Linked DNA regions of Mus musculus: regions 2, 3, 4, 5 and 6 are each linked to region 1. A link is a loop called in an ENCODE intact Hi-C map of the cell type or tissue named here. Cell type or tissue: left cerebral cortex. All regions are shown on one strand.

Region 1 (5,000 bases):
TAATGTCTGCACAGCTTGGCAAATGGATCTCTAGATTTTCATGATGAAAATGGGGTGTATGCATTCCCTAATTTCATCCCAATTCTAAAATGATTTTAGAGTTACCTCTTTGGAGGGAGTAATGTTAGAGTAAAGAACTGTTGTAATATTTCCTTTTCTTCTCTTCTATTTCTCTCTTTTGAATGCTAGTGAGAACCTACATATGAGTACCTGGGGCTTCTCCTGCTTTTCCTATTGCTCCCCTCTCTTGCCATGTGACTGTCCGTCTTGTGACTGACCTTTATGCCAACAGCATGGCCTTTCCTGCTTCCTCTTCTCTATCGCCTTCCTCTGGCCAGCTGCTGATACCTGGAGCTTGTCTGCCTTGCTGATGAATTTTCTATTTTAAGGTCTAATAAAACTGTCCTCCAACTTTAACATGATAAAACAAAAAGGCACAATGGATGAAAACCTGAGTTAGGCATAATGGTTCATGACTGTAATCACAGCACTTGGGAAGCAGAGGCAGGAGGATCATCTTAAGCTCAATATCAGCCAGGAGTCACAGTTCATGAGTCTGGGATAAATAGCAAAACCTTGTCTCAAAAGAAAAAAAAAGAAGTACCTTATTACAGTGATTTTCTCGTGTTCAGATTTTACTGAGGAAGAAAATGGCCAAAAATTAAGGAATGATATAGGATTCACAATGGAAAAATAAATGCATACCATTTTCAGTCACTGCTATTTCCCAATAGAAGGGACAATTCAACATCAGTATGCAAGAAACTGTAATAGCTCAATGGATTAAGAAACAACAATTGGTGTAAACTCAATGGTTCTTAAAAAAGAGAATCAAGAACCTTTGAAATGTTGAGAAACTCACAAGACCAATTTGTGGACTTATTTTTCATGTAATTAATTTCATGTCCCTTTGTTGAATCCAGGAAGATGTGGTATCAGAAGAACACAAACAGGAGTCCAAACATTTGGTTATCTTTTGTGTCAGGAATCAAACTCAAGATTTTGCGAGCAAGTAATGTATCATTGAGTTACATAGCCCAAATCAGGATTTCATAGGAATATAGACCTAAACGGAGCAACGTATCTTAACATTCTGCGTTTTGCAATAAAAGCTATGGGAAGCTGAATGATCGCTCCCTAAGTGACCCAGTGAATGTGTACTTCTTTTTGAATATAATTTTGCAGATGCCAGCAGATTGGATTAGGGTGAACCCTGGCCAGTTAACTGATGACACTCTATGAGAAAGGAGAGGGACACAGGCAGCTACCCAGGGAAGACCACCATGGAAAGGTAGAGGCAGAACTGGACATGTGTCAATTAAACCCAGAATGAATTGCATCTCAAGCCACCCAGGAGCTGGAGAGAGGCAAAGAAACACTACACAGCCTCTAGAGAATATGTGGCCCTGTTAGCTTTTGAGATTTTACACCCCTTACCAGAACTGCGAGACAAGAATTTTTCTATTGTAGGATCTCCTCTATCTACAGGTGAATACTGTCTAAGATCCTCTTTGGATGTTTCAAATCATAGATGATGTCAGTTGCTCCAGGGGTGAGTTTTATGCATAAATTAGACATACTAAAATATTAGTAATAATTATAGCAGTATGGTTCAAAGAAAGTTATGTGCTGTCTCTGTCTCTCTCTTTGTCTCTTTCTCTGTCTCTCTGTCTCTGTCTCTTTCTCTCTTTCTCTCTCCCCATTTAATGTCTTCATTCTTTAATTAACCACAGGTCCTTGGAGCCTCAGAACCTTCGAAAGTGAAGTAATTGATAAGGGAGACCAATAGTTTCTGTTACAGCAGCCCTGGAGAGCTAACACAGGGACAAATTTGGGCAGCTGGGCAACTAGAGGTCACAGCGTGGGGTTGAGAAACGCCAGCACCATTTGACTCTTGTGAGCAGAGCTCTCAGTGCCTTGGTCATTCCCAAGAAATAGAAACCCAGATCACCCTTTCTCATGAGTTTCCCCAAGTGATAGGAAAACAAAAAATGAAGAGGAGATAAAACAGTGTAATGTGTTGCCTTTGTCAGGTCTATGTTCTCATGACAACTTCCCCGAGGCAAGCTTTTCCCTGCCTCGCAACGGAAGCATCCCATTGATCAGAGAGGCTTCTCCAGACGCCTGTAAATGTCCAGGACCAGAAGGGAAGATTGCAGGGCCTTTGGCCTTCTGAGTCAAGAATTGTCTTCCTCTGCTGTACAGGGCTGAGTTCCATTAACCCGGAATTCCCCACAAGGCCCAGCTGTCCCCGGTGGTGATGGGGTGATGGGGCGATGGTCTCTAGGGGAACGACTGTCTGGCCACTCAGCACACTTAAACAAACCTGTTAAAGTAGCCCCTAACTAAACACAGCGCTGCCATCTGTGTTTGCCTTCCTACGCTCTTGTTTCCCAGCCCAGGGAAAGCGGTATCTTTCCAAAGGCTCCTGGCCTATGGAATGTATTTAAACGCGGGGTTCAAAACCCTCATGCGCCCCTCTCAAATTTGACAATTGTTTAAGCGTTATTGCTTGAATGGATGCAGATGTTCCCCGCCTCCCTTTCTGGGAGGAGTACTTGAGAAGAAGGAGGAAAACGGCTTTTTTTTTCCCCTTTCCTCGCCCCCCTCCATCCCCCTCGTCTTTTTTAGACACATATTTTATCTTTATGTTTTCATGAAGAGCTGCCAAGAGATGCATCTGGTCCCCAAATCAAGAATCTCACACTCCTCCTCTCCGCTCACAGCTTTCTAAGCGCCTCTCTTTGTGATCTCTGCCCAAACAAGCTGTCGGCAGAGCTCAGTGGACAGATGACCAGCATCTCACGGAAGAAACAGACCCATTTCTTCTTCAATGCCAGAAAGAATGGCAGCCATGGCATTTTTAATGTCAGCCCTCGCCTTTTGCTTTTTTTTTTTAACAGCTCATTTTCTGATTAATATTTCCAGCAGCTAGAGCAAATGCCAGTTTAATTAAATTTCCACACCATCCCCCTTTTATCCAATTAGTGGGTTCACTGGCTTCTCAACAACCTTCAGTGTCTGCGTTCTCAGTGAATGCTCAGTTGCTTCTGGCTTCACCAAAAAAAAAAAAAATCTGTTCCATATTAAGTTATAATAAGATATAGGCAATTATAGTAGCAGCAGGACAAATAGATTTGTATGGTTCATTACAAGGTATTTCTGGAACATACATAGTGTAAATAACTAGTTTCTGGAGCAGGGTATATTTTAAAGAGATCTTGTTTTAAATGGGGGGATGGGAAGGGAACATTATCAGTTACCATATGCAAGCTGAATAGAGGAGAATCCAGCCATCTTGATAGCGATCTGTCATTGAGACGCACAACCTTTCAGCATGTGGACCACAAATGGAGATGAAAGATGAAGGGAGGCTCCATGGGAAATGGGTGGTGGCCCGTTCTTCATTGTCAGAGTGATACCAGTGCCACTATATTGGAAAAGACCGAGCAAGCCAGCAGGCTGAACTCACAATAGGGAAAATGTTGGAAATGTGATGAACCGTGCACACATGAATTGTGTTCTGTGTGCAACTCTTTCTAATTTCTCATACCCCTGGAACCTGATGGAATGAGATGGCAATGTCTTCAAACTTACCTAGTAGCTTTGTGGGGAGAAGAGAACAGAAGCTCAAGACAGTGATAACTACATCGCTAGCCAATAAACAGTTGAGTCAGAAATGACTGTGGGTATTATTATTATTATTATTATTATTATTAAACCAGGCTGACCTTGAATTCACAAAGATATGCCTGCCTCTGCCTCCTGAGTGTTGGGCATGGGATGCCACCACCTGCTTACTGCGGGTCTTTGGGGATCTCAAGGCCCTGGCATAATTTCTAAGACACTTTTCTGGGCAAAAGGCCAGGGTTTACATAAAGAAAGTAGAAGAGGAGACTGAGGCCTGCAATGGCTGCAGGAGACTGAGGAGACTGAGGCCTGCAATAGCTGCAGGAGACTGAGGAGACCGAGGCCTGCAATGGCTCCAGGAGACTGAGGAGACTGAGGAGACTGAGGAGACTGAGGCCTGCAATGGCTCCAGGAGACTGAGGAGACTGAGGCCTGCAATGGCTGCAGGAGACTGAGGAGACTGAGGAGACTGAGGCCTGCAATGGCTGCAGGAGACTGAGGAGACTGAGGAGACTGAGGAGACTGAGGAGACTGAGGCCTGCAATGGCTCCAGGAGACTGAGGAGACTGAGGCCTGCAATGGCTGCAGGAGACTGAGGAGACTGAGGAGACTGAGGCCTGCAATGGCTCCAGGAGACTGAGGAGACTGAGGAGACTGAGGCCTGCAATGGCTCCAGGAGACTGAGGAGACTGAGGAGACTGAGGAGACTGAGGCCTGCAATGGCTCCAGGAGACTGAGGAGACTGAGGCCTGCAATGGCTCCAGGAGACTGAGGAGACTGAGGCCTGCAATGGCTCCAGGAGACTGAGGAGACTGAGGAGACTGAGGCCTGCAATAGCTGCAGGAGCTCCAGGAGACTGAGATCTTCTTTGAAGATGACAGAGTGGCTAATGGGGGGGGGGGAAGGGCACTTAACACACCTTAGGTTATTTTGATGATCCCACTTCTTGATTCTGGAATAATGAAAAGATGATCCAGATGAAGGGAGAAAGGGTTTCCAGTATGGGTATAAAAGATGCTGAAACAGAGTAAGGGAAGTAAGAGTCAGTGCTTATGATTTTTTTTTCCAAAGCAGATCTTGAAGCCTGTTGATCTGAGCAACACAGCTGTCTCCAGGCCTAAAAAAAATGGCTGTCAGTTAAGAAAGGTGGTTTCCAGTGCTCTTTTACTCTCCACATGGAGAACTGTTTGTTAACCAACATCAGCCTGAAAAATCAATTTTACGACTTGTGGGATAAATAAATGCAAGGCATTTTGCCTAATTCTTTAGCCAAAACTGTAAGTAGGGTTGAAAAATACCATGTAAGTAAATACCCTACGAGTTTATGCGCCCAGAATGTGAGCTCCCCAGAGAAATGGCAGAAGCTGTCA
Region 2 (5,000 bases), 120 kb after region 1:
ATGTTTTATATATAATCACACCATAGAAGGCAAAGTGAGGTTACTCAGCCTCTTTTGTAACCGGCTTTTTATAAGAGGCTAATCCCACTCATGAGGATGAAGCCATCATAATTTAATTGTAGTCTAATGACCCTACCTCCTAATATTATCTCACTGGTCATTAGATTCCCAAATGCAAATGCTGGGCAAACAAAGGTACTCACACTGCACCTAGGTGGAAGTCAGCCTATAGGGCAATGGGAAACTTGGGTTTAGAACTAGATTCCTTCCTAAGGCATCCCTTCTAGATAGCAGTTAGGACAGTAGTACATTCTAAACAAGAGTGATAACCAAAGATAAGTCTATTTCTGGAGCCCTGACTAATCAATTTATTTGGAGCAAGTTCTCAGCCCCCTTTTAATAGGCTGAATTTGCATGTTGAAACCCCGTTCGCAGTATAGCAACATAGGAATCTGCTTGGATATAGAGACTTCAAAGAGGCAAACTGGGTGAAAATGAAGCCATTGGGGTCTATCCTAATCCAATTTGACTGGTGTGGCCTCCCACCCACCCCGACACTGATGACTGAACCCAGGGCCTTGCACTTGCTACACAAGTACACTATCATTGAGTGAAATCCCCTACGGATGGTTTATTTATAAGAAAAGGAGATTAGGGTGTCTGGGGAGATGCCAGGTATGTGAGGTATGTGTGCATCTAAAGAAACCATATGTGGGCCCAGTGGGGAACATGACAGTCTGCAAGGCACGGAGAAAGGCATCTAAAGAAACCAAACCTTGATCGTGGCCTTCCAGCCTTTGTGGGTGTTAAAAAAAAAGATATGTGTTGTTGTTAAAGCCATCCCATCTGCTAATGCTTTGATAACCTTAGCAAATTAAGACTGTCTAGAGAAGAGTGAGAAGAGTGTAGTGCAACAACAGCAACAGCAATAACAACAACGACAACACAGCCTACTTCAGAGATGGAAGCTATGGACCCACTTGGGCAGTGCTTATTAAAATCCAGGCAGTATGCTATCTTACCCAGCCAGACATGAACCTAGAATAGTAAATTCAATGGGTGAATGTGAAGTTGCGGTAACAGGCCAATGGGCAGGGTTGATGGGCGTCAGTGTCAGATTCCTCAGGGAAAATGTGGCTCTGTTGCTCACTAACTGCATGACTGTAATGGCTCTAATGATTGAGTCTGCTTGGGTTTCCTCACTATGAGGCTCCCTTTCTCATGGATACAACAATTATTAAATTAAGATATGTTAATTCAGGAGATATATTTAGCAGCTGTGAAAATGTGGGAAAGATCCAATAAATGGAAGTTAAGAGGGGTGGTGCATGGCTGGGAGTCACAGCCTAAAGGTCTATGTCTTCCATCACTGAATTCCCCTGGGTGCTAGGGCCTAGTGCTTGGCCTTCTACCTGCCCTGCTGGATAGGAACTTCCCTAGTGGGCTGCGCTGGCCAGGCAGCATCTCAAGGCACACAGCTGAGGTAGTCTGTGCTGAGATTGTCTATTCCATTTTCCCCCAACCCGCATAAAACCTACTCATGGGGTCATTGTTGGACAGAAAGGGACATTGAGAGCCATGAATTCCAGCATCCTATATAGTACCCCCCTTCAAAGCACCCTGACCCCCTAAGGTCTCCTTTTAATTGGTCAGAGAAATTCCAGATGAGGAAACACCAGGGATGGCATGGAAGGAAAGGGTTATTATATTGATAGTAAGCACTATTTACAAAAACCAAAACAAAACCCAAATCAAACCAAACCAACCAACCAGATGAACAAACACAAAATAGATTCTGAGTAGTCAAAAGCAGGCTAAAGAACAATAAATGTAGCCAGTGCCTTAGAAACAACTCAGACCATCACTACAGTGAAAGTCACTATAGTGAAACTCAAAAGATAGTTTTAGTTAACTAAGACTCTAGAAGTAGAGGTTGAAAAGATGGCTCAGCAGTCTAGAGCAATTGTTGATTGAGCAGAGGACCCGAGTTCCGTTCCCAGCATCCACACTGGGAGGCTCACAACCACCTGCAGCTCCAGTTCCAGGGACTCTGATGCTCTCTCTGGCTTCTGCAGCCACTAGGCATGCCGTGATGCACATACGTACTTTGATATATACAGACAAAAGGTCACACAAATAAAATAAACCTTTGATAAATAGATCTTACAAGTAGATTCGTTTAAGGTACGCTAGACTTCACACTTCTTGAGGTTCAGTCACATTAATGAAATCTTAAAGTGGCTTTGGTTACTGTCCGTGCTAAATGCAACACCCATTTACATTACCAAGCCTTGAGAACAACACACTTTGTTATGACAAATATTGTTTCAGGCCATGGAACCTTCATGGCAAACTGTACTTAATTATAAGCATTTCTAAAACCACAGAGAATAGAAAAACTATGAATGTCATTTCCTGTTTAAGTGTCTGGAGTAAGCCAGATGGGAGAACCACAATGTCAGACCATCTCTGCTATTGTACTTGGTCGAGTGTTTACTCTGTGCATCTCAAGGGAGGATGGCCAGAGGAAAGTAAGAGAAGAGGAAGCTGAGGGAGGCGGGAAGGAGCTGAGGGAGGAGGGAGCAGAAACTGAAGAATCAGGGAAATGACTGCAGATGTTTAAATAGAAAGGTAAGACAAGGAAATATATTGGCAGACAACAGATAGGAACAAAAGCCTACGCCTGTGAGAACCAGAGCTAGAAACAGTGCCTCTCTGACTTACTTACCTGAGCAGGTAAATTAAACATAGTGAGCTGGTAGCAACTGTAAGGACAGCAGACAGGGTTCTGTGATATAAAATGCAGTTTATTTAGCTACTACCAAGCCATCAAGGAACACTCAAAGAAATCAGCTGAATTCCTTTAAAAATGAAAAAAAAAAAAAAACCCCACACACACATTTAGCATTTCTGCTTGCAACAATAGTACTGTGATTTTTTTTTTCCATTCTGAAAAGTACAGGACTAAAAATGGTAACTGACTCAAAGAAAAAGCAAAACCCCTTAAAACAGAGTGCTCTTAGCCGCAAAAGCAGAGGGTGCGAAGCAGCAGCTCTGGGCTGAATCTGAGTGTGTTTGCCATACACAGAGTTCTTTAAAGAGAACTTCTTGCTATTGGGGCAGAGTACTCATCATGGCCAGGCCATGATGGGGCAGATCAGTCCCATTCTGAGGCTGCTCTGCTCGCCCCCTAATGGGAAGAGAGGTTAGCTCTGGTGTCCATTGGTCCTCACTTCATAACTGGGTGAGTTATTCTGTTAATAGCCTCTGAGCACCAGGCTGCCTCTCTTTTGCACCCTTTCTTCCCTTACGAGGCAGTCGTGAACACCCATGCTTTCTTCTGAAAGTAGAAATTAAAAAAAGACACTTGGCTGCAGATTCCAGCCTTCTCCCCCAATCAGCTTTGTCACTGATAATGATGGCACGTTCACTCCCATCTGTCCCACTCCCGTGTCATTTCTCAACTGGTAATGAATGCAAAAGGGGAAGAGAGAGGTGTAATTAATTAGCTCCTGAAAACTCCAAGAGGTTGCCAACAATTAAACACTGGAAATTTTTATTCAAAATACCTATATTGCTGACATTTATCAGGAAACAGAAGACCTGGCAGTCCTATGGTAATGTCTACATGCAGTACTGGTCAAAGAACAAAGAGTGTCATCTTTTGATGGGTCATGAAAGATCCAACTCGTCATAATCCCAACCCCTACTCTTTACTCTCTCATCCAATCGTTTAATTCAGCCATCTTTTCCTGGCATTTCAGTTTGAAGGTTCTTTTGTTGTCATATAAATGTCCCACTTTAGAAAAGTGAGTTTTCTACAGGCTAATGAAATCCTGAATGTTGGGTGGAATCACGAGCAACCCTTTTGAAAAACCATTAGAATGGTAGGTAGATCCTGAATCAGCTGCAAAGCCAATGTTATGGGATTACAGCTCCCGCCTTAGTGATGCCCTGGACCACTGTCCTTTACCCTGCCACCCCCATGGTACCCCCAATATAGCAAGCACCTAGATCAACAATATCGTCCCTACTTTTAGGTAAAACAGAACCCACCAGATAAAACAAAGCCTACTTAAGCCTCATTAAAAAAAATTCTTATATCTTTCATGTACATTTTGTGTCCAGATCCTCCTGTAAGTTGTGCCTTTCTAGCAAGAGTGGGATTGAACACTGCAAACGTTACTGAAATGCTTCAAACAAAGAACTTGCCAAGCAACCCAAGTCATATCCAGAATAGCCAGTATTTCCTTTCAGAACAGCCCCAACCGCCATGTCACAGGGTCATAGAGAGTGGGGCTCAGTTTTCACAACCAACATAGCTATTGCTGGACCAACCAGGCTCTTCTCAAAGACAGAGTTTTCTTTTATCACTGTGGATCAAATTACATTTAATACAACCAATAGTTGGGGGAAAGACATTAATTTCATTATCTCCAAATAACTCAATCACATTACCAAGATATGGCTAAGATTAAACTTTGTCCCCGATCTCTCTTTAGGTCTGCAAAATGACTGGTCTATCAGACAGTTGTCTGGCCCAGTGGTTAACAGCTAGTTTGGGGTTTTTTTATTTAATTGGTCGAGAGCTTAGAAATATATTTGCACTTATGATCTAGAGGAGTTGTATGTTAGGAATCTAATCTTATTAATTATTTCTCCTTTTTAAGGGGGCTTTTGCTTTGCTTACTTTGAACCTAGCATTTACTTCTTCACATACCTTGCTGTGATGACTCCTACATAAAGGTCAGTCCCTGTCTCACCTTTCTCTCTGATGCAGTTCTCTCTGAAACTGTTAACAGAGTAACTTGCTCAATTATGAAGTGAGGGCCAATTGAGGGCCAATAGATGTTGGAGCTGATGTCCATGTTGTTCTTGCTCCCATCCTGTCTTTTGAATAATGAAGCCTTTCTAGACCAACCTTTGGAAGATCTCTGACAACAACTCCCCTCTGAAGCTGTCCCAACTATACTTGGAATGCTGGCCACCATGATATCATT
Region 3 (5,000 bases), 250 kb before region 1:
ACTAAGCAATGGAAATTCCCAAACGGAAAAAGACAAAACCCTACAGATTCAAAAAGAAAATAGATCAGAAATACAATTAACTGTGAGAAATCTAGGCCAAGAAATGTCACAGTCAAAATTCTGAAAAATGAAAAATGAAATTTTTAAAAAATCTTAAAAACAGTGGGAAGGAAACACATCCCCTACCTACAGAGGGAAAATAATTCAAAGGACTTCAGGGTTTCCCTTAGATACCATAAAAGAAGCAACACATTAAATTTTTTTATTATCTTATTTTATTTTGGGGAGCAATGAGAAAAGAATTGTTAGTTCAAAACACACAACCCAAAATATCCTGTAGAACAAAGCCCAAGGATTGAGAAATTTCAAGATATTGAAAAATAAGGGAATTTGTCACAGTAAGACACGACATTAAAAAGACAAATTCTATAAACAAAGAATAAAAGAAGTTTAGGACAGAGACAAAGGAAAGAGCAATGGGCAGAGTACAGCTGTGCGTAAACGTATCTCCTTATTAGATTATCCCAATTATGTTTAGTACTGGAAACAGAAACAATGAAACTGGTGTGGTTCTTAGAGTATTTACAGGAAGTATTTAAGACTGTATCCAAGTGGAAGTGAGTAAAGGACTGTGAAGGAAAGTGTGGTCCCCAACTTTCTCTTGAACTGGTAAACTGTTGATACCCATAGAATATGATGGACACATAGTGAAATGTCTAGAAGGACCACTAAAAGTGCTATGCAAAAAGAGGCATCCTGAGACAATATAAATGAATAAAAATGGAGTTATAAAATATGTCCGTGTGACCCCTAAGAAGACAAAGAAAAGGAAACCAAAGGAAAAAAAATAACAGAAAAATAAAACTAAAATGACAGACTTAACATAACAATAATTACATTAAATGTGAACGGTCTAAACACACCAATTAAAAGGCAGAGATGGTAGCTTAGGAAAAGCAGCACAAACTCTAAGCTTATGCGAAACAAACAGACCATTATGTGGTTACCTCCTTCAAATGCTACTGTCACATGACCTTCCTTCCCCTTTACTTTTTCTTCCATGTGCCTTTGGTTTCAAACCTGACTTTGATGGCTTAAATAAGCGCAAAGCATGGCAGTACAAGAACAACACTGACTTGGGTGTTGGAGCATCTGCCGTATGTGCTCTTGTCTTCCTAGCTTCAGATGAGTAGTTCAGAGAAAATCAACCTTCATCTTCCATACATTCTGTTTTTTCAGTGTCTTCTATCCTTTGAAGTTGAGCCTAAGCATCACTGGCTCCAAAATGCTACACTCTTAGTGTGTCTATCATTGTCCTAACACTTCATAAGGATTATTAATGATCTGAGTGGAAGGAACTAACATTATCCTCATTGTGTGGTGATAATAAAATCACTACTTGGAAAAATGATCTGTCCACTCTCACACATCTCACCTACCCAGGGCACACCTGACTCATCTAACCCTAAGGCATGAACTACCAACCTTTGTGACCACTAAACTTGCAGAAAGGTTTCCTTCTGCTGTGGGACCATGAAAAAAGCTCAGAGAAAGGCTTTTACTAGCCAAATATCCCTGAAGAGTTTTAAGAGATTTGTTTTTCTTCTCTCCCCCTTTTAGACATAATTAATCAAATAGCCAACCTGTCCCTTCCTTTCCTCAATGAAACATTTCTAAAGGCGTAAGCTAGAGGAATGGGTTGAAGGAACACCACCTCGTCCCTCCCAGGGGCCCAGTGTGGGATGACATTTGGTTCATTTGTCATCATATTTGATGTTTCCACATTTCATGGCTCTGTTTCAGGCCAAAGTCATCAAGCAAGCAAACCATGGGGGGCTCTCTTGTTATATCCATACTCTTGAAGGGCTATTGTTCCATGCCACCTCAACTGTAAGGGATCTGGGTCAGCATTTCCCCCTTTAGGGCTTTCATGAGGTGGAGACTTTCATGTCTCACCTTGCAGAAAGGGAAGGAAAGGGCAGAAAGCTTCGGAGGTGGTGACTAAAACAGCTTTGAGATCATGCCAAGGCCCAGTGGCATGGACTGGTTTTTCTCTCTATGTTTCCTGGAATGAAAAGCGAATTTTTCTAGCTTCTCTCTCCCTCCCACATCCCCAACCATCTCTCAGCTCCTGGCAGTGCCAGTGCACACATCCAGGGATAACGCTCAAAATCGCCTCCTTCTCCTTTGACAATAATATAAGGCAAACCATTTGGCATTCGAGAGGCACCCCAGTTGCCTGACCCCTGGCAGGGTCCCAGGGGATTTGTGGTTGACAGCTAATCAGAGCCCTGGCCATAGCCATTTCCCATGACATAGCTGGAATGCTCCCACTGCCCGTCCTTCAGTTACTCGGCCAGGCTGAAACTATTTGCTCCCCTCCCACCCTGTCCATCACCGTCCTTCCTCAGGCTGAGCCTCCTTACCACCCGCTGGATAGACTCTCAAGGCTCTGCATGGGAGAGCAACAAACGTCGCTCTGCTTTTATTATTGACCCGCAACCCACCTCTTGGACTCCTACAACCAACAGGCCTCTTTCAAGCATCCTCCTCTTGAGCAATGATAAACTTCAATGCCAGAGGGGTAGAAAGAGAACAAGCCACTCTGGGCTAACCAGACTGGTATTAGAGGGGTGGCCAAGCGTGGGATTTCCAAGTGGTGGTCATAAAACATGCATCGTTGTTATTTATGGTTAATCTGCCTAGGAACTGGAAATAGAAACATTTCACCGCTCTTCTTCTGCAGGCAATTCTTAGCTTACCTGGGGATGGGAAAGTCTTGTTGATGACAAGCCAGGTGCCATATTCTGCCCAGGGGCTGAATGTGGTGACCAGGAGCCAGACTGCCTGGGTTCCTGCCCAGCTGCACAGACTGACTAGCTGGGCGATCCCAGGTAATTTATAGAATGTCTCTGGACTTTAGCCTACCTCTCTGTACAATGAAGGAAATCTGAGGAAAGGACTACCACACGCGCCTGCCATGGGAACTGTGTATATTTGCAAACCAGTGCCTAGCACATGGTGAGTGCTGCTTCGGTGCTCGGAAAAGAAATGCTATAATGAGATGTTCAGCATAGATATGCAAATGTGACATTCTGAACATTTTCATGACTGGATAGCATTACTCGGCATTCTTTACTGAGGATGCTCCTGACATCTTGGGAGTCTTACAGAGCTTCCTGCGGTCAGAGTAGGGTTTGATGCTGCTTCGCCTTCTGTTACGATAGTGGGTCTCAGTCTGGGGCCCCTGCCCACCTTGGAAAGTGGAAAGAAATTCAAGGCCCTCCAGCTCCACCCAGAACTCCTGACTCAGCCATCCTGGGACCGAATCCAGGAATTTGTTGTAACAAGCCCTCCAAGAGACTGGGAGGTAGGATGTTTAAGATATGCCCTAGATCACCAAGTTCCCATTTGAGGGGGAGAAATAAGGTCCCTTCCTTCCTGCCCCAAGGTCATTATGCAAAGTGAACGTAAGTGTAGGGCCACAGCCACTTCGGGTGGATCTGTATAAGCTGTTCTGTGCTGGATGTTGTGGGAATGTCGACCATGGAGGAGCATATCCCCGAATTGTGTAGAAAAGCCAAGTGTGGACACAGTTACCTAAGACATGGACCACCCTGGAAGTCAACACATCAAGATCCAGAGGCTTCGGGTCAAAGGAAGCCAGGCCTGTATCTCTACAAGTGAACTTGGGGAAGTCACTTAATCTCACTGTGCCTGGCTCCCCTCCTCTCTGAAACTACTCTAAGGATGAAATCAAGTCAGAGCCATGGCCTTGTAGGTAGAGACACAGGGCTTAGTGGGCTAGGGTCAGAATGAGCATCTACTACCAAATGATCCATGATTCATCTCATGATGAGGATGTTGCCTCTGAAGGAGGAAGCTACAGGAATGGGACTTAGACCCAGGGAAATTCTCAGAAGATGGACACGAAGGAGGAAAAACAGGTTGCTACAGATTATTAGAAAAGGAAATTATCAGGTAAACCAAATCGACTCCATCTATAGGCTCTCTGCTTTGCACAAACTAGCCTTAAGCTAGGGAATCCAACAGCGAAGATGGCCCCCATCCCAGATGTAGGCTTTTGATGTCAGGCTCTGCTCGCCTTTCCCCCTCATGACTCACATATAGCGGGGAACAGCTGAAAAATATTGACCTTATAATTTTCCCACAGTTCCCTACTGCTCTGTAGTCTCAGAACTGCATCAAAGTAAGTGCACAGATAGGATGAGCTATGAGCTCAGAGTGCAACCGCATGAGCCTTTGGCTCAGAGCTGGGTAGGAAGATTGGATGGGATACTTCATTCTTATCTGTATAAGGAGACACTATATAGGTATTACTCTCCTGAGCCACAGAGGGACGTGCACATCTTTCGGGCTTGTCACTCTCAGGCTAATTTTCCTATAAAGTCTCTACGACTTTTGCCCTGTTAAGTCTTCCAAAAGCTTAGGTACAAAGGGGAAGGGGAAAAGGGGCATGGGAGAAGGTAGTAGACCCATCTCCAGTGAGCCCTGACAGTCCTGAGCCCACCCGTGTCCCAGTGATTTATACTCTGGTAAGATTTTTAGCAAATCAAGATGCTTGAGATGTTCTCTTTCAAAGCAGGGGAAAGCAACCCCAGACATCTAAACAGACCACATACTTGTGAGTCTAGCCTATTGTTTTAGAATTTTTGTGGAAGGCCTCTAAATGCCACCCTCAGACTCCCCACAGAGACTGTAACTGTACTGAGTAACTGTAAGGCAGAGAAGATGGGATGGAAAGAGTTTCTTTGAATCCAACTCCCTTAGAGAAAGCGTTCCCTCCAAGCTCAAGAAGCAGGGTGTGGCAGAGGACCATGGCACCGTCACCAGCAGGAGCTGCACTATCCTAGGTCCCATGCTTTGCCCAATCGTCTGAAGTGCCAACTTCCCTCAAGGCCCTGGGGGTACACTCCTACTCTGCCCCAAAGTATACACCATCAAGTGACCTTGGCTTCTTCCCATTCTCTCTGAGTTGA
Region 4 (5,000 bases), 400 kb before region 1:
AGTCTGAAGAGACTCCACACATAAAGGAAGACCTCGGCATGTACTGCCTGAGGTCAAACGCTCGTCTGTGAGCCAAACCCTAAGAGGAAAGGGGAGACTCCCAAAGACCTCCCAGCTTGACAGGGAAGAGAGGGATGCTAAACGCACAAGTCTCCATGTGTGGATAACTGACGGAGCTTATGAGCCTCATTCCTAGCTTCATCAACAAGTACCTTGCCTCAGACTACTCCCATTTGACGACTCAGCTCACATGCCACCTTGGTATGGGACATCTGTCACCTAGTTGCTCCCTCCATTCACATGATTCAGACATCAGCATTTTGGACTTTCTTTTTCCTCCCCTTGAACAGACCTCAGTTGAAAGGACCACTAACAGCATCTGATTTTACCTGTCAAACCCAGACCCTTGGTGAGAAGTGGAACATGGCTCAGCTATGCCCGAGAAATGATTCTCTTTCTTTCCAGAACTTTGCCAAATAAGGAGAAGAAGGTCAGAAAACCGCTATGATTAGATTATATGGAAGAAGGTCAAAGATTAAAAATCCGCTGCCTCTCATTATTAGAAGAGGGATGACAGATTCAGACCAGAGCACAAAAGAAAATACATTATTTCAAAACAGGATATGAAACCCAGTCCCAGGCGATTAGTCTCTGTTAAGTAAATTTACTATCTAATCTTTTAACTGTCTCCCGAAATTGCTGGTCCAAGATTCTCTCCATGGGTTGGAGGCTTAACCTTGGAAGGGGGGTGAGGTGAGTGAGGGCTGCCACCCTCTCTAGGCTCTATTAGCATGTTAATGGAATGAGAGGGTCTCAGCTAACAGCAATGGGGACCTAGGGGTGGCTGGAGCGAAAGGGTCTGCAAGCAAAACACACCTTGTAATAAAAACAGGATGTGTGTACCACAGATCAACTCAACTGTCGGATGGACGGGATTGGAGGATGGGGAAACTAGCCAGGCATTGGTTTCCCAGGCATCAAAGAGGATGCAATTCTTCAACATCACTTTAGGCTCATGGTGGGAGGGGGGAACAGAACTCTCGGCTTTTTCACTCAGCCCCAAGGGGCTCACATGCCAAAGAACCCCAAGCTCTGGATTTGTGTTCAAACCAGATCAACCTTCACTGGTTTGATTTTAAACGAAGGCTGCTATGCAGGCCAAATACCACAGGCCCACTTGGGGCCCAAAGAGGACAAGATGTGCATTTGGAGGCCAGACAAGCTCACAGCACCATCCAAGCAGAGGAAAAAACAAAGAGAGATCAGGACACAATGAACAAGAGGATCTATTTCCCAGCATCTCTCTTGGCTCGGGTACCACAACCGAGGCCACGGAGCCCGAGCAAACCCTCTCTCCTCTGCCGCACAGAAGGAACCCTTCTTGCCCTTCACCTCACTATTTTTTCTTTGCCTGTTTAGTCTAAAAGGCTGAACTGTGGCACAAAGAAAGTTCTCTCCAAGAATGAGTTTTGCAGAGAAAGCGCTTCAGACCAACGTAGCATGTGCAGCCCGCTCTATACAGCCTGCAGAATGGGGCATGTGTTCAATTTGAGGGGGGCTGGGCTCCCCCAAGGAATCCAGAGGCCCTCTGTTTGTGTGATTTATCCCTCCTGGAAAATCCAAACATACAAATGTGCCGGCGGCTGTGAAAGCAGGGCACACGCAGGGACTTGGGCTCAGCACAAAGCTCACCACATACCACGCAGTCTCCCACAGGCTTTCTCAAGGTTCACCTTTGTAGGTTTCAGCCAGGGCTAAGGAAAGGAAGTGTATACAGCTCTGCTGGGGGTCGGCAGGGACATTCTCTCTTTAGCCTTAAAAGCCCTGAAAGAGACAGAATAAGGGATCCAAAGGTCTCCCCAAGCTCTGGGATTTCAGAACTGCATAACTAAACGTCAGCTTGTTCAACAGAGCCATGCCAGCCCCACCCTGGAGAATGGGCCCCACCCTGATAAGTCTCAAACCCAAGTGGTTTTTTTTTTATCTTGGAGCCATTCATTCAAAGAAGTTTTATTCTGGTACAGCAAGGGAGAACCAGGCCAGCTCTGCAGGCCTTTCAAATTCCAGCCCCCACGTTCTCTCCTCCTCACCCAAAATGCCCCACAGAACAGAGCCCAGGCCCAGGCACTTGCGCAAGCTGACGGTGGGCGGAGAAGGCAGACTGAGAAATGAGTTAAATTTTCTTGCACGTTCCAACATGTCTGAGGCAAAGGCTGCTCCCAAGACCAGGTATGATCTGAGGGCTCAGAATGCCTGACTTCATCAAAGGGCCTCCAACCGGCCTGTGAAACAAAAGCCTTTCCTTTCATCCCGGAATGACATCAATAGAAATGAGGTTTAGGGAATGGAAGGCCTGTCTTCCCCCAGAGCCCAAGTTCTTCCTAGTATCCATAGAACTTTCCAACTTATGCCATGCAGGGAAGTGTCAAGAAGATTCCAGAATGTTCTATTTAGCCTTTGTCCTGGTGCTACAAGGTTATGGACTTAAAGACCTAACCATGCAGACAGAGATACATCTGCATAGATGCACTGTACACTTCTGATCCCTGGAGAAATTTCAGGAAAAAAAAAACAAACAAAACCAAACATGTTCTTGGCGAGATACAGCATCAGAGACTATGCAATCATTTAAAGCACTGGGCCAGGACAAGGGTATTTATTGGCACGGGGAAACGTTTGTGGTGTTACAAAAGAAAGAAGCCTAAAACAAAACATTCAAGCAAAGCAATGGCTATAACTGGGGGTGGCGGAAGATCCCTGTAACCCCAGCATTTGGAGGGTAGAGGCAGGAAAATCTGGAGGTTTAGAATCCTGGACTCACTCTGGTGCGACTGTATCTATAAGTAAGTAAGTAAAAAAAATAAATAAAATAAAATACCAAACCAAAAGGTAACTGGGAGACAACTGATTAATTCTGTACTGAGTTCGAAGGATTTCTTCATTTTTTTCTTCTTCTTTATATTTTTGCTATGAAGACATTATTTGTTAGATAATAATGCTGCTGGGCGCTGTTCAGAAGCTGTCTGAATCTGTGATTGTTTTTGTTATTATAAAGAGATACTGATACTGGGCACGAGCTAAGGTGTACATGTTTAGCGGTGTACACCTAGTCAAAACTGCAAGGTGTGCTTCATTTGCCCGAGAGCACATGGTAGGGTGAATCCAGCAAGGGTCAGATTACACTGGGTCAGATTTTGGTAGCTAGGAAGGGCAAGACAGGGGATAGGGGCTGAACAGAAACCAGAGGAGGAGGAGACAAGAGTTTCGGGATTGTGCTGAGGTCAGGGGCCTTAGGGAAGGAAACAGCACGGTCCTTCCCTGTGCACAGCAGTGCCAAGGCACACAGTGAGTGTTCTATGCACAGAGCCTTTCTCACACCCATCAAGATAAATAAAATCAAATCAGAACGTGCCGCCAGCGGCACCGAGAGCAGATACAGTCAGCAGGGGCTGATCTCACCAGCACACCTTGCCTTCAATTATTGTAGATCAAGTTGAACAGGTTAGCCAGGACCTCAGGCACCGTGGCCCACTCCCCTCCTGCCCTTTGCTGTAATAACCATAAGTCTTAATTTCTCGTTCGATCAATAACCCCATGCCTGAATTCTGAAATACCTCATCTGTTCTCATACTCCTCTGATAAATGGTTTGAATCAACATCAGGCATATTATTCTCAGGGCTCTGGCTTATTGTATCAGAGACATCTGCTTCTCAAGCTTCTAGGCCTCAGGTATTTAAGGGCCCTCAAGGCTGGAGCATAGTCTGAGGCCCCTTAGCTCTTGAGTGTCAGTCACCACTATTCCATGAAATGTTGGTTACTGGTCGGTCCCTTGAGGACATAAACATACAATGAAAGTAAGTGATCTAGAAATTTCTATCATAATTTGACACCACCACATCGCTAACATAATATTAATCACCTAGACATAACCTTCCCATGACCTACATACACAATTCTGTAATTCTTTTCCTTTTGTCTAATCAGGTACATTCTGATACTTTGGAAATACAATTTTATGCCTGTTGAATCTAATTAAAAAAAAAAAAACAAACCATGTCTCTATTGTGTGTGACTTCATTTTTCCAACGCTACTTTATTGTATCTTATAAATATCTATCATCTGTTGGCGGGGCATTTTAAGATGACTATGATAATGGTAACACACTGTGTACCCATCTTAAAGAAGCAGAAAGGAGTTTCAGTGTTTTCACTGTATGGAAATGGCAAGTGACTGAGCGTATGTTTAGCCCTGATGTGAATGTCACATCATTTTCACAATGCAATGGATATGTGTGGAAAAGATTAGATGGCACTTTACAAATATATACTGTTTTATGTATGTTAAAAATATACAGTGACGGTGGGTGGGGGTGGCACATTCCTATAATCTGCAGCACTCAAGAGGCAGAGGCAGGCAGATCTCTAGTTTGAGCTCTAGGACAGCCTGGTCTGCAGAGTGAGTTCCAGGACAGCCAGGGCAGCACAGAGAAACCCTGTGTCAAAATCAAAACAAACAAAACAACCCCCCCAAAACAAAACAAAACCTAAACATTTAGAAGACAAAGAGGCAGATGAAGGGGAAGCAACCAACTATCTATCTACTCTGATGGTTTGTGAAGCAGTCAACCATACTTGATCCTAATGGAGCTAACTGGGCTGTAGCTTTGCCGTGGACTGGAGGGTCAGTTGAGCAGCTCTGTAGAGGATCATCTGTGCCTGCTAAGCATCTATCTGGACTAGCCAGCTAGGAGGCCAATGGGCCGAAAGGACGTAGGGCATTCATCTCATTGATGTGTCAAGGAACTCCCGGCTCTAATGTTTAATTCATCATGTCATCCTCAGTGTACCTTCACACTGTGTCATGGTCACAGCTTTGTGGTCTGTGTAACTGTACCCACCCACATCCAGATCTTATTTCAAACAGTCTCTGCTAGAAGAAACTTGTATAAAAAAATGGGATGGCAACATACAACTGCACTCGTTTCTTTTGAGAAAAGAT
Region 5 (5,000 bases), 73 kb after region 1:
AATGTTCCTGCTGAGGTCAGGGGTTGATGTTGGGTTTCTTCCATGATAGCTACCCACTTTGTCTCTTAAGGGGTAGTATCTCTTCCTGAATCTGAAACTCACCAGCCCTTACCAGGCTAGATAGCCTACTTGCCCAGGGATTTCCGCCATCTCTATCTTCTAAATGCTGGAATTAGAGACAACCACCACACCTACCAGGCTTTTCCATGGATTCCTGGGATACACACACTGTACTTTACAGGTGAGCATTGTGTCCAATGAGTGGTGTTCCCGGTCTTCAATTTTTTAAATACACTTTTAGTAGGTAGCATGAAGAAGAGGGAGAGGGGGATACTGAAGGAGAAGCTGAGAGAAAAGGGGAAACAGGCAGCTCCAGGCTTGATTGATTCTTTGAAACTGAGAGTAATGTTTTCTAGTCTTGTGGAACAAACAAGTCTGATATTCCTCTCTGAGTCTGAAATCTGCACAGACTGAGAGGACCATGAAGCTTGCAGAATTGTGGAATACTCTCTGTTACTGACAGCTCACAGTGCCTCTCCACCGTCACGCTGAGCATCTCTCCTATGAGGAAGCTCTCCCCACCGTGCTGCAACCAAAGAAGCATTATTGATACTGCAGGAGATGGAAATGGAAGACTGTGGATCCCAGATCTACGAGTTGAGCCATGGAGTCCAGGTGCCATCTTTAGCCTCTCACAGTGCCTGGAAGGTAACAGGTGCTTGTTATCAGGTTCAACATTCCATACTTACCCGTGTCTTCTTGCTGGTGATTGTGAACTCCATTCCTAGGCTGTAGAGGCCTGGGCTGTTTCAATATGACACCAATCTCCCTCTAAGTCCTTTCCTATGGAATAGATAAGGGCTGCCAAGTGGCGGTAGCCTAAGCCAAAATAGATTTCTAAGTGATCTGGCCTGAAGGTGATCTAGTAGGTGCCAGATTTGACCATGAGACACTAGGGAAAGACTGAGGATTTTCCTGGGGTTCCCAAGAAGACAGATAAACTTGGTCTGGCATTAATTAAAATCTCTAAGTTTGTATAACATATTTTCTCATGTTATTTGATTTTTTTTAACCTCGTATTTAAGGGCCTGTCACAACGACCCATGGAAGAACAGAAGGCAGCAAACACATCAGTACTGCATTTTATACTGAGTGAATGGGAACACATGACTGTCAGGAATGGACAAGACCACACATGCCGTGGCTGATGGCTGGGACAGCCTGGGGCTAGGTGAGCTGCTTCCGTGTCCAGAACTCATCACTGGCCTTTACCACCTGCTGCTGTACATATGTTGGCTGTCCTTCCAGAGAGAGGGGGGGCTGTTTAGGGCAGAAAATGCTGCACTGTCAGCTGCTGACTCTCCATACTCGTGGAGAGAGGGGGATGCTGATGATGCGCGATAGTGAGAAACTCGATGATTTATTTTTCATTTGAGGATATATTTTCAGGTGAGGAATCAGCCTCTTTCATCATATTCTGCTCTGTTTTGAGTAAAAAGAAAGAGGACTGTGTAGAGAAATGAATTCTTACCATTGCACTATCTCCTTTGTGCATCATGTGTACTCTTAGTCAAAAAGAGCATTATATTCACTCTATAAACATAAAGGAACAGGGCCCAAATTGCTGCTCGAATCTCACAAAGCCTCACAGCTACAAGCGTGCCTTCCACACTCCCCTGAGTTTTGTAAGGAGCCCTCTTTATCTGTGGTTCTGTCACACGGAGGAAGAGGATGCTCTCTGGTCCCTCGGTTTTGTATGTCTAAATCAGTTACTACTTTGGCTTCCGAGACTCTCTTTGTCTTCGAATGCATACAGCTGATTTCCTTTGTAAGGTTCTAGAGGGCTAGGAAGATATCTCAGTGGATAAAATATTCAATAAGAAAGCAAATATGAAGATGTTCGCTCAGATCCCCAGTACTCAGGTAGAAAGCTGGGTGTGATGGTGGGTGTCTGCTATGACCCCTTTGTGGTCAGGGTAGGTTTGGGAGACACAGGCAGACTCTCTGGGCCTTGCTGGCCAGTCAGTCTAACCAAACCTATCTCAAAAACAAAAACAAAATTAAAACCAAACAATGACCAAAGAAACCAATGAACCAACCAAACAAAAACAACCAAGAAAATAGAGGTCAATAGAAGATACCCAGAATTCACCTCTGGCCTCCACACACATGGACTTGCAGACAAGAGTACTGATACACACCCATACCTTCTCTCTCTCTCTCTCTCTCTCTCTCTCTCTCTCTCTCTCTCTCATCACAAATACTTTCCTCAGCAGCTGGTAAGCTGGTAAGCTGCTTCTCCTTCTCCTCCCACTCAGCTGAATGCCAGTTGTCCCTGCATCCCAACCCAGCCTCTCAAAATGGCTTCAGTTTCCAAGAGACAGCTTGCTTCTAAATGCCATCCAGTCCTGTTGCCAGAGGGGGGAGTACAGGGATTTGTCCAGTGGGAGGGACAGAAAACAACAGCCAGAGCCACCATGCCAGGCAAGCTCTGTGAACGTGGATGTCTGGAAGCTGATTCTGTGGGGAGGTGGGTGTGGCGAGTGAAAATCACCAGCTTGTTGGGGGCACATTTCATGATACAAAGGGGTCTTCGGTATTATTCTACGGCCTAATTTACCTTCCTGAGAGTTAAGTATATGAAATAAAGCATGCCTTTTAAGTTACCTGTGTGCAGTTTAGAAGCACAGTGTCCTGTCTCCCCTAGAGGGCTGGATTCAGAATGCTCTTTCACACATTACCAAATCCGTGGGCCCTCAAGTCCCTCATGTGAAGTACCACAGTATTTGTACAACCTCGGTGCATCCTCCCATACATTTAACATCACCGCTAGACAACCGATGATACTTAATACAGTGTGGCCGCTAAGCTGATAGCTGTGCTGCAGTGTTTAGAGAATATTGGTGAGAAGGAAAATGCACTCGTACTCAATAAAGAGAATCTGTCTTTTAACGTCTTAAAACTAAATGTGTTCAATGCATGGATGCACCTGTGAATTAACTGTGCCCGATTCTGCTCTAAATTTTATTTGTATTCAAAATTTCAGAGTACCAAAGGGATAGCAATCAATGATCTCAGAGTTCTCTGAATTCCCCTTTCTTTGATTTGGTCTTTTGTCTGTTCCACATAATATCATGATATTCTTTGGTGGAAAAGAGTATGTTGTCTCCTTTATCTGAGAACAAATCAGAACCCACACATAACCACAGGAAGAGAGACCCAGGCTGGACCTATCATCAAGAGCCACAGAGGTTAATCCAAAAGCTATCAGAGGACCCAAGCTGGGTCCTTTGTTGGGTTTCTGAAGCCAGATTTGGAATTGGCAAGGGCTTCTTGCGATTGTTGCAGGAGCAGACACTGTCTCCAGCCACAGTTGGAGTCTACTGAGGGAAGTTAATAAAGAGGAAGATTAAGTAAAAGGGGGGTTTCTGCTGTTTCCTGATCCTAACGTCCTCTCTCCATGAACTAATAAGTTCTTCTCTTTCTTGAACTTGTTTTCTGTCTTTTGACTAAAACAATGGAAAGTGTTTCAAGTGCAGTGCAGATAAAGACGCTATTAGACCATCCCGACAGCAAACCTTGGCCTAGTACACAAGTACGAATGCTCTTTTAGAATTTATATCTCAGGTGGAACAACACATTAGGTGCCAAAAAATTACAACTGAAATGGTCAAAATGCTAACAGCATGTATTGACCAGTGTGCACCTGGGAAGTCCCCGATTGTCACTCACGGACAGACGTTGTAACTCTCAAATACTGTCACCAATGGTCTGGCCTTGTGCATTGTCCCTTCCTTCCTGGAATGGTGCCTTGATGTTGTGTTCCACTTACACAATGGACAAAGTCATCATCAGGCAGCAGACTCCCGTCCCAGTTGTGCCACCTGCAGGCTCACGCCCTTGGAAAAACTGTCTAAAAATTTTAACTATGACAAAAATGAGAATCGTGCCTCCATTTCCAGATATTTTCAAAACCAACTATCTGTACATCTATGTGTATGTCTAAAGTGTGTATGCCTATACACCATTGTGTATAGCAGAAAAGCCATGAAGGAATACATAACACGTTTCTAAAACTGCTTATGTAGGATGAGAGATGGAGTCAAAACTAAAAGACTAGGGGCATTCTTAATAATCCCAACAATATTTCTGTACATTGACTTTATAAGGCTTCTCCAGATTTTAGAGATTGCTTGAATTCCTAGGCTCATAGTCCTTGTCCATCTTCAAAGCCAGCAATGGCCAGCTGACTCTTCTTCACATTACCCCACACTGACCTAACTCTTGCCTTCATCTTCTGCACTGATGGACACTTGAGGTTTCATGGGGTCCACCTGGAGAGCCCAGCACAATCTGCCTGCTTCCATGTCCGTTGATTAGCAACTGTAATTCTATCTGCGCCCTTAGCCATGCATGAAAGCACGTTCCACATTCTGAAAATTAGAAAGCAGAAATGTCTAAGAGGCCCGGATCCTATTCTCCATACATCGTACACTGGTACAAATGTGAATGCACTGTTGCATAAAGTAACAACTCAGAATGTAAATCATGTGATTAAAATGCCAGTGGTCAACCCAGGCAGTAGAAGTTGTTTGTTTGTTTGTTTGTTTGTTTGTTTTCTCAAACTATGAGGTAATGTGTTATCCTTTCAAGTCTTGGTTGATCTGTATCAGAAGTGACCAGCAGAGCTGATTTCATTGATCAACATGATCAGTGTTAGTGGGATGTGTGAAGGGAACAATCTCTGGTATCTAAAGTCCTGGTTCCTATAGGTCTTAAGGCTCAGGAAAGATGTGAATGGGAGCAGCAGTCTCAAAGAAACCTCACAACTGGACTGCCCCCCTCTACTCCCAAGCCTCATTCCATACACAATGGAAGATGCAGAGCCAAGGCACTAGAAGAACTCCCATCTGCTAATAATCCAATTGGAGAGTGTTAAAGCCAAGTGGAACACTCGGGCTGACGGATGTACAACCTAGCCTTCCAGTGGCTCTGTGAGG
Region 6 (5,000 bases), 110 kb before region 1:
AAACCCGAGGTGGCCCTGACCCTGCTTGTCCTTAAAAGGCTCCAGTCTTAGAAAGACACTAAGAGCTCAGCCTTGGTAGCTCTGTCTCAAGCATGCCCTTACAGCAGTGACCAACGCTACACTAGGCAACCACAGACGTGGCAGAGCAGCACCTACTTTGCCCATGATGGGCAGTCACCATGGCTATAGCAAGAGGGACCCCTGGGAATGCCTGGATTCAGGTCTTTATCAATTGTCTACAGCTGCAGAGCGAAGGAGATGTCCCAAGTCCTCAGGGTCTCCAGGGGGAGTGGCTGGTGGCATACTGGCTGCAGGTGTTGAAAACTTCCGACTAGCCAGAAGAGAGGGGCCCGCTGTTCTGATCCTCCCAAGCTGACTCTGTGATTCTGACTACGGAAAATAATGACCCCAAGTAAAAAGAGCTGGTGTTAAAGCAAGATGAATGATGGCAGTATATACCAACAGCAGAGGCAACCTGGTGCTACAGGAAGACTCAAACCCAGCCAGGCCCTCTCATGACGGTCTGTTTATAGAGATCTTGGCCCAAACTGACTCTGGTTCTAAGGAGTCTACAGACTGGTGGGAGACCTGGGCTTAGAAGCCTGGCAGGCTGGGACTAACCGGTTACATGACCATGGATGCAGGACAGATGGGATGAGGCCGAGTAATGAGTATTGGCTATGTAAGAAATAGGACCGTGGGAGGTTCAAGGAAGAAGGGAAATGCAACATGTCTCAGGGAAGCACCCACTAAACATTTATCATCTCACTAACTCGTCTGCAGCATTCATGTGAGAAGGGGAACTTAGTTTATACATACCTAAAAATACCATTTAAATGAGATTTTTCACAAATAGGGTCTAATACAAAACCTGAATGAAGGTGTGGATGCCTGGATTCCAGCCCCTTTCTCTGGTGGCATATTTGCCCTGTTTTATTGGGCAGGTCGGTTTGCATTTCTGATCCTAATTTCCTGGTGTTAATGAAGACTCAGGGCCAGCCCTCCAGAATTTCTACAGTCTAAACAACAGAACAATCACTGCACTTTGAAAACAACAAACAAAAGAAAACACCCAGAATAAAGAAAGCATTTCTAGGAAGTCTCTGCCTAGACAGCCAAGAAGAAGAAAGGGGGAGGTGTGGGGAGGCGGTAGGGGTGATAACAGTGGTGGGCAGCTAGGACAACCCGGCTCTTTCCTGACCTGAAGTAGGCAGGACTGAAGAAGACCCGTATGCTAACCCTGAGACAGGCTGGGTAGAGAGCAACTGGGCAGTGCAATGGCTGGAATTGTGACTAGGGCAAGCCTTCACCCACTCAGAGGCTCCAGCTCCCTCCACCACCAGGGCTCCATACTCCCTCACCCCGCCCCCAACTGTGGACTAAAAGGAGCCCACCCCCGGAGGCCAAATTTTGAATTTGGTCGTGAGGATCAAAATGATAAATCTTTCCAAAACGCTGACATAAGAAAAGTAAATATTTGGTTGCACAATTGGGGTTAAAACGAGGGTCAATCCACCCCACTCTCCAAGAGCCTCTCCGCTAGCTGCCAACCCCAGGATCCGAGGCTGAGTGCGGTTTGTAAGATTATAGCGCTAGGTCTCATTTAAAGGGCTGTCAGCATTTCCATTCTCCGGCCCGTTTGGGGAGGCATTTATAACCCGGCCATAAAAAATTCACCCGGGCTGCAACTTGGCATCCCCAATGCTGCACTCCAGGCAGGGAGGGTGTTGAGAGCACCCACTCAGAATCCGTCCGGTTTTTCAGAAGTTAAGACCTCTTTCGTACACACTCAACTTTCCTAGCAAGGACAGCCACACAGCAGCTGGCCCATTCTGATCTCCAGGAGGGTCGCAGGTTTTTTTTTTGGGGGGGGGGCGAGGGGGTCCGGGAAGGAGGCTCTCAGGTCTCTGCGATCGAAACTCCCCATCTCCGTCTAGCTTGCTACCTCGCCTCTCCCTCTTTAAGAAGCAAGGGGTAATGGACCCCTCATACCCAACCCCAAACCTTGAGACCACCACGCTCTCTGACACCCCCCCACTCCTCCGCGCTAGCCTTCTGCTAGCTTTATTCTCCCGATCTGTCAGCGGATAAGCCCCCGGTGCCCTCAACCAGGGAGGCACTACGCGGTCCCATCGCGGGGGCAACTCGTACACTTCTCTCCACACCTGCCCAAAGCCACGCCACCCCCAACTTATTGAGCGTGTCTGACAGCAGGGGTAGGGGAGTAGGGATCGTCCCCCATGCACCGGAGAGGAAAGAAGGACCTGCGCCCTGAGGGCGACTCTGTAGGAGCCAGCCGGGTGGGTGGCCTGAGCGGGCGGGCGGGGTGGGTACTCACAGGCGCTCTGCGTTGCGGGGGATGCCCCGAGGAACGGCGCGCAGGCCCAGCCCGTGGCAGTCCACGCTAGCGGCGGAGCAGGTACACTTGGTGGGGCAGGCGGCAGCAGGGGGTCCGCTCAGGATGCTCGCAAGCGCCAAGCCCAGCGCCAGGCGGGCGCGCACAGCGGCGCCGGCCCCGGTCCGGCCGAGGGCCATGGTGCACAAGCGCCCGCACCCAGAGGAGGATGCCTGGCGAGGCGGGACACGAGGAGCCCGAGGAGGCGCGCGGGCGGCCTGGGGGGCGGGCGGCGGAGTTAGCGCGGAGGAGGGGCGGGCGCGGCGCTCAGGCGCACGGGGTGCGGGCGGAGCGGGGCGCGCCGGGCGGCGGCGGCAGCAGCTCCATCCGTGGGGCTGGCGCTGCCCCGCTGCGCATCACTCACGGTGCCCAGGTACCGAGCGCCCTCGGGTCCCTCTGGGTCGCCGGTAGAGGTGAGGGCTCTGTCTGGGTCCTGGACTGAGCGCCAGGGAGCACCGTGCCCCGGGAAGTCCGGCTCAGGGCTGGGCTGCGGAGCACAGAGGCGGCTGGGGCACGGAGTGGTCCGGAGAGCTAGCCGGCGCTCGCTTTCTCCATTCACTGAGCAGGGTAGACACCGGAGACGCGGGGCCCGGCCCCTCCCGCCCCCCTCCCAAAACACCAGCTCCGCCTCCCATTGGCTGCGCTGAGCGTCACGTCGACTAAGTTGGGAACTTTGCTGGAGCAACCAAGAGCCTGTAGGGAGGAGGCAGCAGGGGAGCTAGAGAGACCCAACTGGGAAGGAAAGGGACTTGGCCAGCCCGGGCCGCCAGGAAAGAAACATTGAAATTCATTTATTCTTGGGAGCCAAGAACTGATAAACCTCGTGGCTTCATTTTTTTTTTTTAATTCAGTCACCGAGCTGGATACAGAATACCCACATGGGAGCATCAGAAACTAGGCTTCATGTTTTAGGTGAAAGAGTCAAAGTTGGACTAAGTGAAATGATTATCCGAGACCATACAGCTACTAGGCATTCTGTACCCTGACACATTTATCCGTGGAAACTTTGCCCCTACCCTAATTAGTGTTCACAGCTAAGGCCAACAACTATTTCCTAGAGGACTTACAGATTAGAGAACACTACACAGACACACAGTCACAGTCAGTCAGTCAGTCAGTCAGTCAGTCTGTCTGTCTATCTCTCTGTCTCTCTCTCTCTCTGTAGTAAATGTAAGAACTTGGACCCCGGTATTGACACCATCACTTCATCTGCTTCCTGTCTAGGGGACTAAGGGGCAATCATGTCACCTGCGGACCTTTATTTCCTTATTTCAAGGTGCCACCGTTCTGACAGACTTCCCTTGCACATCAAAGAAAAGAACGTGATTTTATAAAATAGTGCAGTAGCATGCAAGGGACCTATTCCCCATCCCCCTCCTCCCCAGCCTTGCCTTCATTCTGCCAGTGCCTGCTCTAAATTGGCTGGTCTGAGCTTTTCCAGATGCCGGTGGGGAAGGGCCATGTTACAGGCTCCATACATACTTGTAGGAATGATGTTGTTTGTTTGTTTGAAGGGAAGGGGCAGGAACTGGAGGAAATATTGCCCAGACTTCCTTGAGATCCTCTTGTACTGGAAAGGTCTGAAATAGCCTTGGTTTTACACACACACACACACACACACACACACACACACACACACACACTACACCCCCCCACACCCCTATACTCTTAACTATAAAACACATGCACTTTCACACACAAAAAATATGCAGTCACATACAGAGAAGAACATGTATGTTCACATACCACTAACCACTATGCGCCTGAGAACTCTCTTTTCCCTCATATGAATGCTACTCAGATTCTTCTATTTTCCTTAAAGGAAACTTTTAGCTACTTGACTACACACTGTAAATATATAGCTGAGGTGCAAATTTTATTTTATTATAGCTAGCATATTTTCAGAGACTTAGCTCTAAGGACTCAATTGCCCCCCAGCTCCCCCCCCCCACCCCCACACACTTATACCCCAACCCCAGCACACACGTGAGATTCAGTTCTCTGCTGTTATTCTTGGGAACTGTTTCTGCCCAGCTGCTGCCGCCATCGCCCTCTGGTGGCCAGAAAAGAGCTAGGCTCTGCTTCCGATGGTGACTTCAGCATTAAAGAACTCCAAACATGCCTTTGCCTCAGTCCTCCAAAGCTTTCCTACAAACCTTGAACCAATTTAGTACCAGGGCTGAGGCAGATGAGAGAGGACCGGGCAAGGTCCCAAGGGCACAAAAGCATCTCAGACTGTCTGGAACAGCAAAGAGCGGGGTTGTCTTTGTTTGCTGAAATGCATGCATACTAAAAGCATGCTCTGCAGCCCTGCAGCCTGGACCTGGGTGGGTTCTCTGAGCACAGTGGTAAGCCTCTGTGTTTCTATTTAAGCTGCATGGGAGTTTGAGAGCCTACTGGATCTTTAAATGACTTCTCGGGCATTGAAATATGCTACTTCCTCAGAGAAGGCCCCTAAAACAGACCACAGATCATGGGAGTTCTTCAGAATCAGTCATCTTTAAGTACTGGGCAAGTGAAATAGACATGCGTACACAGACGAGCAGGGTGCACAGAGACCTGCATTTCTTGGGCAGAGACACCCTTAGAAATCACCTAATCTGGG

The links. Peaks named below come from ENCODE experiments on the same cell type or tissue, not always from the same donor. Only the 100,000 strongest peaks of a DNase experiment are listed, where the experiment ranks them.
Region 2: it touches region 1 in a loop (4-fold over the local background); 2 of 42 quality-filtered maps call a loop at or near these places.
Region 3: it touches region 1 in a loop (2.2-fold over the local background); 2 of 42 quality-filtered maps call a loop at or near these places.
Region 4: it touches region 1 in a loop (2.8-fold over the local background); 3 of 42 quality-filtered maps call a loop at or near these places.
Region 5: a loop joins it to region 1, with 2.0 times the contacts of the local background. A loop is called at or near these places in 2 of 42 quality-filtered maps.
Region 6: a loop joins it to region 1, with 9 times the contacts of the local background. A loop is called at or near these places in 3 of 42 quality-filtered maps.

What each region holds. Positions count from the first base shown.
Region 1 is chr11:35,009,533-35,014,532 of GRCm38, reverse strand. No RefSeq gene overlaps it. Among named protein-coding and RNA genes, the nearest start is that of Gm33277, 70 kb to the right of the region's middle. In left cerebral cortex, no CTCF peak of the experiment used is centred here; DNase peaks (open chromatin) are centred at 2,410 and 2,643.
Region 2 is chr11:34,887,008-34,892,007 of GRCm38, reverse strand. No RefSeq gene overlaps it. Among named protein-coding and RNA genes, the nearest start is that of Gm25799, 9.5 kb to the left of the region's middle. In left cerebral cortex, no CTCF peak of the experiment used is centred here; DNase peaks (open chromatin) are centred at 2,727 and 3,023.
Region 3 is chr11:35,259,953-35,264,952 of GRCm38, reverse strand. All of the region lies in intron 4 of Slit3 (slit guidance ligand 3), which reads right to left. Among named protein-coding and RNA genes, the nearest start is that of Gm46277, 26 kb to the left of the region's middle. In left cerebral cortex, no CTCF peak of the experiment used is centred here; DNase peaks (open chromatin) are centred at 2,094 and 3,105; H3K27ac peaks cover 2,891 bases.
Region 4 is chr11:35,413,113-35,418,112 of GRCm38, reverse strand. All of the region lies in intron 4 of Slit3 (slit guidance ligand 3), which reads right to left. Among named protein-coding and RNA genes, the nearest start is that of Gm46277, 130 kb to the right of the region's middle. In left cerebral cortex, no CTCF peak of the experiment used is centred here; DNase peaks (open chromatin) are centred at 1,384, 1,727 and 2,117; H3K27ac peaks cover 400 bases.
Region 5 is chr11:34,936,611-34,941,610 of GRCm38, reverse strand. It overlaps Gm33277 (a long non-coding RNA gene), which reads left to right. Exons shown (of 3, transcript XR_388561.2): 1 at 1-241; 2 at 524-708; 3 at 1,086-2,666. Among named protein-coding and RNA genes, the nearest start is that of Gm33277, 2.6 kb to the left of the region's middle. In left cerebral cortex, a CTCF peak has its summit at 2,459; a DNase peak (open chromatin) is centred at 2,378.
Region 6 is chr11:35,119,050-35,124,049 of GRCm38, reverse strand. Slit3 (slit guidance ligand 3) reads right to left here and starts at 2,594. Exons shown (of 36, transcript NM_011412.3): 1 at 2,339-2,594. The coding sequence starts at 2,535. In left cerebral cortex, CTCF peaks have their summits at 1,322, 3,107 and 4,467 (motif pointing left); DNase peaks (open chromatin) are centred at 2,431, 2,581, 3,039, 4,461 and 5 more places; H3K4me3 peaks cover 2,878 bases; H3K27ac peaks cover 1,984 bases.